Regions from separate parts of the Homo sapiens genome. Here regions 1 and 3 are each linked to region 2. Evidence: chromatin contacts called from ENCODE Hi-C or POLR2A ChIA-PET data. All regions are on one chromosome and are shown on one strand. The core of a region is the stretch at or near the end of the contact, and the rest is flanking DNA. Distances in the headings are between cores, read along the strand shown.

Region 1 (2,870 bases), core at 78-2,577, 1.8 Mb after region 2:
AATCTCATAGTTGCTGACCATTTGCAGCACGAGACCGAAATGAAAAAACTAGGTCCTAGCAGCTCTCTGAGTCATCTTAGTGGGTAAACAGGGTTATCTTGATTGAACTCACAGAGTATCTGACCTACCCAAATGTTAACATGTGTTGAAAACCACTCTCCAGCCATGACAGAAAATGCAGGTGCTTCATAAAACCTGTTGACTGAATCAAATGAGTCTACCAATTGATATTATTTACACCTATTTTGCTCTCCTTAACCGCACAGACTCTTCCACGCCCTTCCTAATCTTTCAGATAAATAATGATGCCCCAAAATAATGTGAATTCTCTAAATATCTGCCATAAACATATTACCTAAAATACAAATGAATTTATGGTTTCTTATTACTTGGGGATTTTCCTGTGCCATTTCTTCTTACATTTGTACAGGTTTTCTTTTCTGCATACAAATGAAATAATTAGGTTCTAGATCTACATCTTTGCAAATTACAAAATGGTTTTCTAGCTGCTTTCAGAGCAATAAAAACAAGTTAGGGAACAAGGATTTAATAAGTAGAAAAAAATTAAATATATTTTTTAAAGGTTTTCAATTAAGCTGTCATTAATGAATGAGTCTTTAAGATACGATTTATGAGGTGAATACACACACACACACACACACACACACAAATGCAGGATTTGCTAATTACTAGCTGTATGATCCTTATCCTTGGCAGTATACTTAATCTCTCTAAACCTTAGTTTCCTGGTTTATAAAATAAAGATAATAACAATTATTTTATGAAGTTGTAGTGAAGTTTAAACAAAAGAATGGACATAAAGGTAATTTTTCATTTTAAAGTCCCATATAAATGAAATTAGTGCTTGTATGCACTACCTACTCTGGGCCAAAGGCTAATCTTTCAGTTTGGAGAGAATATAAGAGGAATATAAGGCATATTCTCTTTCCACAACAAACTTAATATCCATTTGGGGAAGAGGAAATAATTAGAAAAAGAGTTGAGATTGCAGAAAACTAAGTTGTGTGACCCAGGTTATGTGTGCAGTAACAATTCTAAGAAGGAAGAGTTTAAAATGGGCTGGAAATTATGACCATTTTCTTTCCAAATGGAACAGGCTAAGCTTTGCCTGAACAAAGAAGCAAAGATATCTAACAGCTGCTTGCCACTCTCTGTTGCTTAAAATATCAGAGGAGTATGAGGTTTAGGCAGCTCTGAGTCATCTTCCTCCTAACTTGGTATTTATTCAGGACATAGCTCTAACCCTGATGACAACAGCATTCCTGACCTATGAGCTGCTCAAAATGCTAAGATGGTCCTGAAGGTGAAATAGACACCTTCTCCCCGTGCGGTCAGCTGCCATTCCCACTTGTGCTTCTGCAGCCTCCTCATTTTGTCACAGTGTTTTTCTAAATGAAAGAGGTCTGGACAGCTGAAGAAGAGGAACTGAAGCCAAATGAGAAATATCCTAGATTCTCTTCTTATGACAATGCTCAAGACTCACAGCTGAGGCAATTGTAGAAAGAACTGGAGCTTGGGCTTAGACCATGTGACTTTGGAAGCTTGTATATCATGAATGAAGCCCAATAAATTCAATTCAGTTGTTCAAACTCTATGCAGGCCTATTTTGATCAAAGTCCTGTAACTGTTAGATATGCAAAACTTATTAAGGGAGAATAATGAAAGATATGGAGGGATAAGACAATTTAACATATATTTTATGTGTTCTCATCTCATCCAGTGGTATCTGTAAATGGGCTCTGTAATCAATATTTTTGCAGATGAGGAGGATGAGGCCCAGATGGGTTGGATAACTTGTCCAAGGTCACACAATTTATAAGCTGCAGAGGGAAAATCCAGTCCCACAAAATCCTGGCTCTAAAGCCTGTGCTCTTTACACTTACATTGTCAGAGGGAGAAATACAAACACACAGAGAAGCATTTTTTTAAGAGGAGGGCTCAGGGAACAGAATATTTTCACAATTCTAGATGATGGGGTATTTTCGCAATAGGTGAACTGTGGAGGAGTAGGCTGGAAGGAGGTTGAGGCCATATGATGGAGAACTATGCTAAAGATCACCACTTTAGACTCAATTATGTAAACACTGAGGAGTCACCAGTGACTGACCAAGTATGAGGGAGTTCTGGGTATGGACAATGAGGGGGTACCCTGTCTATAAAAAATTTTAAAGCTATAATAAAACCCAGTCATTCTGATTCTAATCATCACTTCCTGCCGACATTTCTAAACAATGAAGTGATAAAATACTCCTCCTCAAAAAAAAAAAAAAATCATTTCTGGTCTTAGTTTTAAACAATTGCTGCCATTACCATTGAGTTTTAATAATACATTGTGTGGTTTGAATTAGCACATTTTTATTATTTGTCCTTTATTAAATATTGTGTTCAACATAAAAGTTAACTCAGCAAATTCCCAGTTAAACAATTGTTCCCCAAACGTACCCCACTCAGCTACAATCATTCAGGATAAATTGGGAAACCTTGGCAATTGCCTTGGGCAGACATAGCTGCAATTCTAAGTCAAAGAAACAGAACTTGAGTTATTATGGGATCACTTGGAGTTTCCTATTTTCGTTTAAATGCAAAATGCAAGTATAACATTTTTTATTTGATAAGTGCAAATTTTAGTTCATATATAAAATATCCCAAATTTGCACAATCTTTAGAATCAAAATCACTTCTTTTCATTTGTTTTAAAACAGAAGATTTAAAAATTATATTGATTGCTAATTACTACATGAAAATAATTGCATCACAAAGTGAGGGGTGTTATAAAAATGATCCAGCCAAGGTGTCAAAAATGCTAGGAATGCCACTGGAAGTCACTGAATGTTTTTGATGGCAGGGGT
Region 2 (2,723 bases), core at 219-2,718:
TGCTACGGAGTTGAGTTTCTTGTATATTCTGAAATATTAACCTCATCAGATTTATGATTTGCATACAATCTATTTCACGTCATAAAAGTATTTTTACCTACTCAAACTCTCATTTTTTCCTTATATCCTTGAACGTACTAAGCAGTTACTCAAAAGACTGTTACAGTTAGCTTTAAAATGGGGATATTCTGTTATTCTGTTGCTATAATTTGTTATTCCTACTGTTTTACCTTAATTTTATTATTTCCATATATATGCCTGGCTATGCTCTATTTTGTGCCATTGTGTTTGCAAAATTGTTTGTAGAATTATAATGCAAATGAGGGTGATGATCTGTTCCTCCAGAGAGGGTTTGCTTTGACTTCAGCCAGGCAACAGCAATCTGGGATTACTTCAATTTCATTTCATGGATTGAAATGATTCAAATATGAACGGCAGCTTCTGCCAGAACCTATATAATAAGATTTCTACTTACTCATAATTGTTATCCATTCATTGTCCTCCATACTCTAATTCCTGCCCCCCTAGCATCAAGAGGCCATCAAAGTACTATCAGCTTTTTAGCCTATAAGATGTCCTTCTGAAATAGTCAGATGCCCTCAAAGGAAAATCAGCCCCAAATACTAGGCTCATTTTTATAAATATATCTGTTTTTTTTTCTCAAATCATGACCCTTAAATTTTGCTATATTTTGACTTACAAAATGCTGTCAAGGAAATTTATTTTTATACTTTGTATGACTTTTCTATTTTTCCTCATTAAGTGAGTTGGCCTGAAACATTAATTTCATCTTGTTAGTCCCTCCCACTGCAACATGAGTGGACAGACAAAAATGATGAGAAAAGAAAGCCACCAGTTATTTATATAACTGATATTTGCCTATCTATTTATACACAGATAAATATGTTTTATATAACATATGGTTTAAAACAAACAGATCAAAATGTCTTGGAAGAGGAAGAAACTGTGCAATTTCTCTTGAATGAAAGGGCAAGTAACATTTCTAGAAATCCATGACAGTACTATAATAAAAGTGCATTCAAGAAACAAACAAATAAGAATATAATTATTTTAAGTTAAATTTATAGTAACATGAAAACGTAATTGAAACTGTGAGAGATGAAGTTGGAATATTTTCCCAGAAAGACAGCAAAAGACAATAGAAAACAGGGAAAAGTTGATCCAGAAGAAAAACATTAAAAATAGATCATAAATATGGAGAGGGCAAAATAATAATAATTCAACTTCTGTTTTTAGCTCAGAGAGACAAAATGCCAGAAAGAGCTTCACTTGTAAACTTACAAGAAAAACTAGACAGACTGCAAATAAACAGCTTCTCTTGAATCTAGCAGAAAACTGAGCACATAGGGCAAACAAACAATGTGAAGTAGGGAAGTGAGTCATGAAAAGCACCTGAATGCAAAAACAGGCACTGAGCATTTGCTTATCTTGGACAAATGCCAATGAATGACATACAAGACAAAAAGTAGTTTCAAGTGGAAATTATTAATGAATTGCAAAAGGCCAAGTATGGGCTAAGGTGAAAGTATAAAACCCCTGGGAGAGATAGTCATGGCAGGTTTCACGTACTCCTGCAGGCTTTTTTCTTTAAGAACCCCTCTCCCCAGGCCCTTCTCAGATGTTCACAGGGAAGATGAAGAAGTATCCTCAGAAAGCTTTTGCCATAGTGTTGACTGGAGAGTGGAATAACAGTCATCTCTAAAATTCTATCAAGAGCCACTATTATATATTCCCTAGTCTGTATGGCAGAGTTCATTAAAATACAAAGCCTGAAGGCACTGGCGGAAACCCACTGCCACTTGAGGAGGGGAACGGAGAAGAAGAAATTAAACTGTACTTTTTGAAGAGGAACACAGATACATGTTACACCCAGCATTTCATCTGAAGGAGGAGCCAAAACACTTAGGAAGATGCAATACTCCTGAGATTCACTTTTTCAGTGCCTTCATAAGACTAAGACCTACATAGTGCATCGGAAAATGCACCCCCCCACCAGCTCACAAAACGACACTAAAGTATCAAAAAATCAAATCAAAGCAGCAATGGAATACAGCGGAAAAATACTGCAAGGGACAGATCACTCCAGGGACTGGCACAGAGTTAAGACAAAACCTAAGTGTCAGAGACAAAAAACAAGACACACGGACACACTTACACACACACATACACACACACACAAACACAAATACAGATACCAGAATATGCTTGCCTATACAACATGTCAAAATTTCAGCTGAAAATTATGAGGCATAAAAAGGTGAGAATAAATATAATATTGAAATACAAGGCAATATAAGAATCAGGCTCATATGTAAGACATATGGCAGGAATAAAGAAAACAAGTTTAAAATAACTATGAGAGGTTAAAGACTCTATTGAGGAAAAAAACAAACAACATGCAAGATCAAATAGATTATTTTAGCAGAGATATGTAAACTAATAAAAACTCAAGTAAAAATGTTAGAAAGTAGAAACACAGTAGCAGACATGAAGAAATCTCAGAGTCCAGTGAAAAGAAGTACAAAAGTTCCCAAAACTTGGGATATTAATCAAACTTTCCTAAACCAGACAGTGAGAAAATCTTAAATGTAGCCAGAAGGGGAAAATTACATGCTACATTCCAAAGAACAAGGATAAGAACTTCAACAGACTTCCTGTATGAAATCATGAGAGCAAGAGGACAATAGAAAGAGTTCTTTTAC
Region 3 (2,889 bases), core at 231-2,730, 1.2 Mb after region 2:
CAAGGTTATGTAGACTACAAAGCCATGATTATAATAAGTGAAACTCTTTCACAAGAGCTAGCCATGAAATGCATTATCTCAATCAAGTGTTTTTTTATTTTTTCACAGAGTAATAATGGCAATAGGTTAAAAAAAGAATAAATAGATTGCAACCCAACCCTATTTATATCCAATAGATATAAATAGTACCTAGACACTTTTTAGCAGAGTACAATGCATTGTTATTGCTGGATTTTTAGATTAAAAAAAAAATCCTAGCCATAGAACTCTGACCTACAACCTAAGATACAACCAGCCCAAGAAGCCACACCACAATCTCTGTAGTAACTGGCCCAGAATGGTCAGGCCTTTGTCAATAGCTGCCAGCTTTCCTACTGCTTTGTCCCACCCCCAATTCAGGAGGAACTAGACAAAGCCCAAAATGTTCCTCAAACAATTGCATAGGATGTCCTGCTTCTAGGTAGCCTACCTGCAGCTTCCCCATGCCAACAAACTCCAACAGTGCATATCTAAAGCCTTTATTTTTTATCACTATACACCTTTTATTTTTTATCACTATAAATGGCTTCTATCCACAGCCTGTCTTTGAGTCTCTGCCAAATTTAATTCATGGTGGCTGACTCCTTTGATACAGCAAGCTCTGAATAACTGCCTTTGTTTGTTGTCATTTGGGTGGTCTACCTTTATTTCCAAAAGGTAAAATCTTTAAGAAATCATGGATCTTGAGAGTTTATGATAAAATTTGAAAGAATAACTTTACTAAGCAAAACTTGCCCTACTTCCAAGGCTTGATATAATTAAAAAACTTCAAAGATAAAGTTTCTTTGCTGTAACTTGAGTAAAGCACCTAGCTAAGTGTCCCTGTGCTATCTTTACACATTCAGTCTATAAGAATATACCTCGGGACCAATTTGCCTTAGTAGACTGAGGTCAGACCAATAAAAAAGATGGAAAAAGCTCTTGAGAATCAAATAGGCTTTTTAAAAGTACCCAAATTACAGCTAATACAACTGGAATTGAAATGTACTAAGAATGCCTTTAAGCATGGAACAGAGGGCAATAGGGAAAAGACCCCAGTTATTGAAGAAATAAAGATATCCATCCCTAATGTGGCAGAAGTTGGTGAAATATTCAACTCCCAGAGCAATACAAAGCAAAGAAGAAATCATTTTTAGATAAGAGGACAAAACTAATGGATATTCTCAGCAAGCCTAAAAGCTGTGTTACCACAATAGTGCAAAGATAGTGGTTTCTCCCTCTACAATTCCTTTCAATGATTGTTTTGCCAATATACAGTGTAAAGGAAACAAAGACTAATAATTGCTTGTCAGTACTGACGAAGTATGACTGGCATCACGAAGGGGAAGAGCTGGGGGAGGTGGATGCCACTTCACGGCTATCACAGATATTAACGGCCTGTGCTGTGCTCATACCAAAAGGAGGAAGGAAGGAACATTTGAAGGTCAAGTTAAATGAGCTGTTTACATCTTTCCAGTTAACAAAACACATTCCAAAGGCCAAGGATTTGAGTCATTGAGGACATTTTAAAAGGTGTAAAATGATGCAAGAAATAACATTAAGAGTTAGAACTCTGTGTGCCAAGTCCCATTATAGTAGGTTGAGAGAAAGTTTGACTGTAGAATCTTATGAAGCAAAATCGTCAGCTATCAAGTATTTTTACTATATGGGAAAAAGTCCTATACTACACTGACGTCCAATTCCTCAATGATATGTAACACAAAACACTCAGACAGATTTGAGTAACTAAAAGGATTTTCTCACTTTCTACAATAAAATGAAAATGTATTACATAAAAATTGACGTTTCACTTTCAAATAAAGTAGCCTCAAAAAAGCAATACCAAAGAACTCACTGCCTTTAAACACATATTGAGTTCTAGCTATATCTGTCTAGAGCTATAAAGAAAGCCTGGAACTGGAGGAGCTTCCAGTGTAGGGAAAGTAAAATTAGACGATCATGGGAGTTAAATGTGTCGTTATAGGCATTTAGTGCATCTGTAGTCAGTAACAGGAATAGCATTTTGCCCAGCAAGATCTCACAACACAAATGAAGAGCTGGAACAAAATGATAGGAATAGACTACATACAAAAATAGTAGCTTGATATCCACATGTTTAAAAGACTTCCCTAAGAATTTAAAAACAATTTTTTATATCTTTCCCTGGTAAATAGTATGAGAATTTAAGTAGTACTTGAGTTGAAAAGCTTTGTATATTTCCCATTACGGTTTAACTAAGCATGCTTGTGCTGATAATACCCAAATATCTTGAACATGAAAAAATTAATAACATGTTATTATGTTATGGCCAGACTTGTAACACATTAGTTTCACCATTATCCACCAGCATTTCAACAGTAAAGCTCATTTGACTGGTATTTTTCTCCTGGATCAGCCTAATTGCAACTCACTCAAGGAGAGGCATGGCAATGAAAATGTTAGCAAACCTCACTCTTAGTAAGCAAATTCGATGCTATGTAAACTCATCACTTTATTTTTGTACTCAGGCACCCCTCTTGTTCAACAACCATTCAGATTCAAGGAAGGTAGGAGTTAGCCACTACAGATTTTTCTGCCTGTAGAAAAAATCAGCAATAAACCATAAATAAGATTGTATACTTCTGAAAACGTTCCTCTATGCTGGCTGTAGATTTCTCACCACTAACGTACAAAGTATAAACATTCATTTTATTTGGTGGCTTCTTAAAACAGTCTCAAAAGGATAGTCCAAAAAATGACATAATTCACTTCATGCCTAAACTTCACATCAGCCACATGTTACAACACAGATCAAACTGAGATTTAACCTTTCCATGGACAAGCCAGCATTTTTATTAAACAAGCAAACAAACCCATAAATTTTCCAATGTC

What was found. A loop is a pair of places that touch in the nucleus more often than their neighbours do. ChIA-PET counts read pairs that join two places held with the same protein, here RNA polymerase II (POLR2A). Pooled maps may share reads with other maps.
Region 1: a loop to region 2 is called in a pooled map, with 2.5 times the contacts of the local background. The contact joins two enhancer-like sites. A Hi-C loop is called at or near these places in 1 of 168 maps with a recorded cell type or tissue (endothelial cell of umbilical vein) and 3 of 50 pooled maps. POLR2A ChIA-PET finds 5 or more read pairs at or near these places in 1 of 52 experiments (PC-9).
Region 3: a map of endothelial cell of umbilical vein shows a loop between it and region 2 (12-fold over the local background). The contact joins two enhancer-like sites. A Hi-C loop is called at or near these places in 2 of 168 maps with a recorded cell type or tissue (IMR-90 and endothelial cell of umbilical vein) and 1 of 50 pooled maps.

Annotation. Positions count from the first base shown.
Region 1 is chr6:139,763,213-139,766,082 of GRCh38, reverse strand. No RefSeq gene overlaps it. Among named protein-coding and RNA genes, the nearest start is that of FILNC1, 6.4 kb to the left of the region's middle. Within about 2 kb of position 1,327, at least 20 of the 41 ENCODE cell types and tissues checked have a DNase peak (open chromatin) inside an H3K27ac peak, as active enhancers do; they include PC-9 and endothelial cell of umbilical vein, where a contact is called at or near this core.
Region 2 is chr6:141,551,441-141,554,163 of GRCh38, reverse strand. No RefSeq gene overlaps it. Among named protein-coding and RNA genes, the nearest start is that of GJE1, 580 kb to the left of the region's middle. Within about 2 kb of position 1,468, at least 5 of the 41 ENCODE cell types and tissues checked have a DNase peak (open chromatin) inside an H3K27ac peak, as active enhancers do; they include PC-9 and endothelial cell of umbilical vein, where a contact is called at or near this core.
Region 3 is chr6:140,345,227-140,348,115 of GRCh38, reverse strand. No RefSeq gene overlaps it. Among named protein-coding and RNA genes, the nearest start is that of MIR3668, 140 kb to the right of the region's middle. Within about 2 kb of position 1,480, at least 2 of the 41 ENCODE cell types and tissues checked have a DNase peak (open chromatin) inside an H3K27ac peak, as active enhancers do; they include endothelial cell of umbilical vein, where a contact is called at or near this core.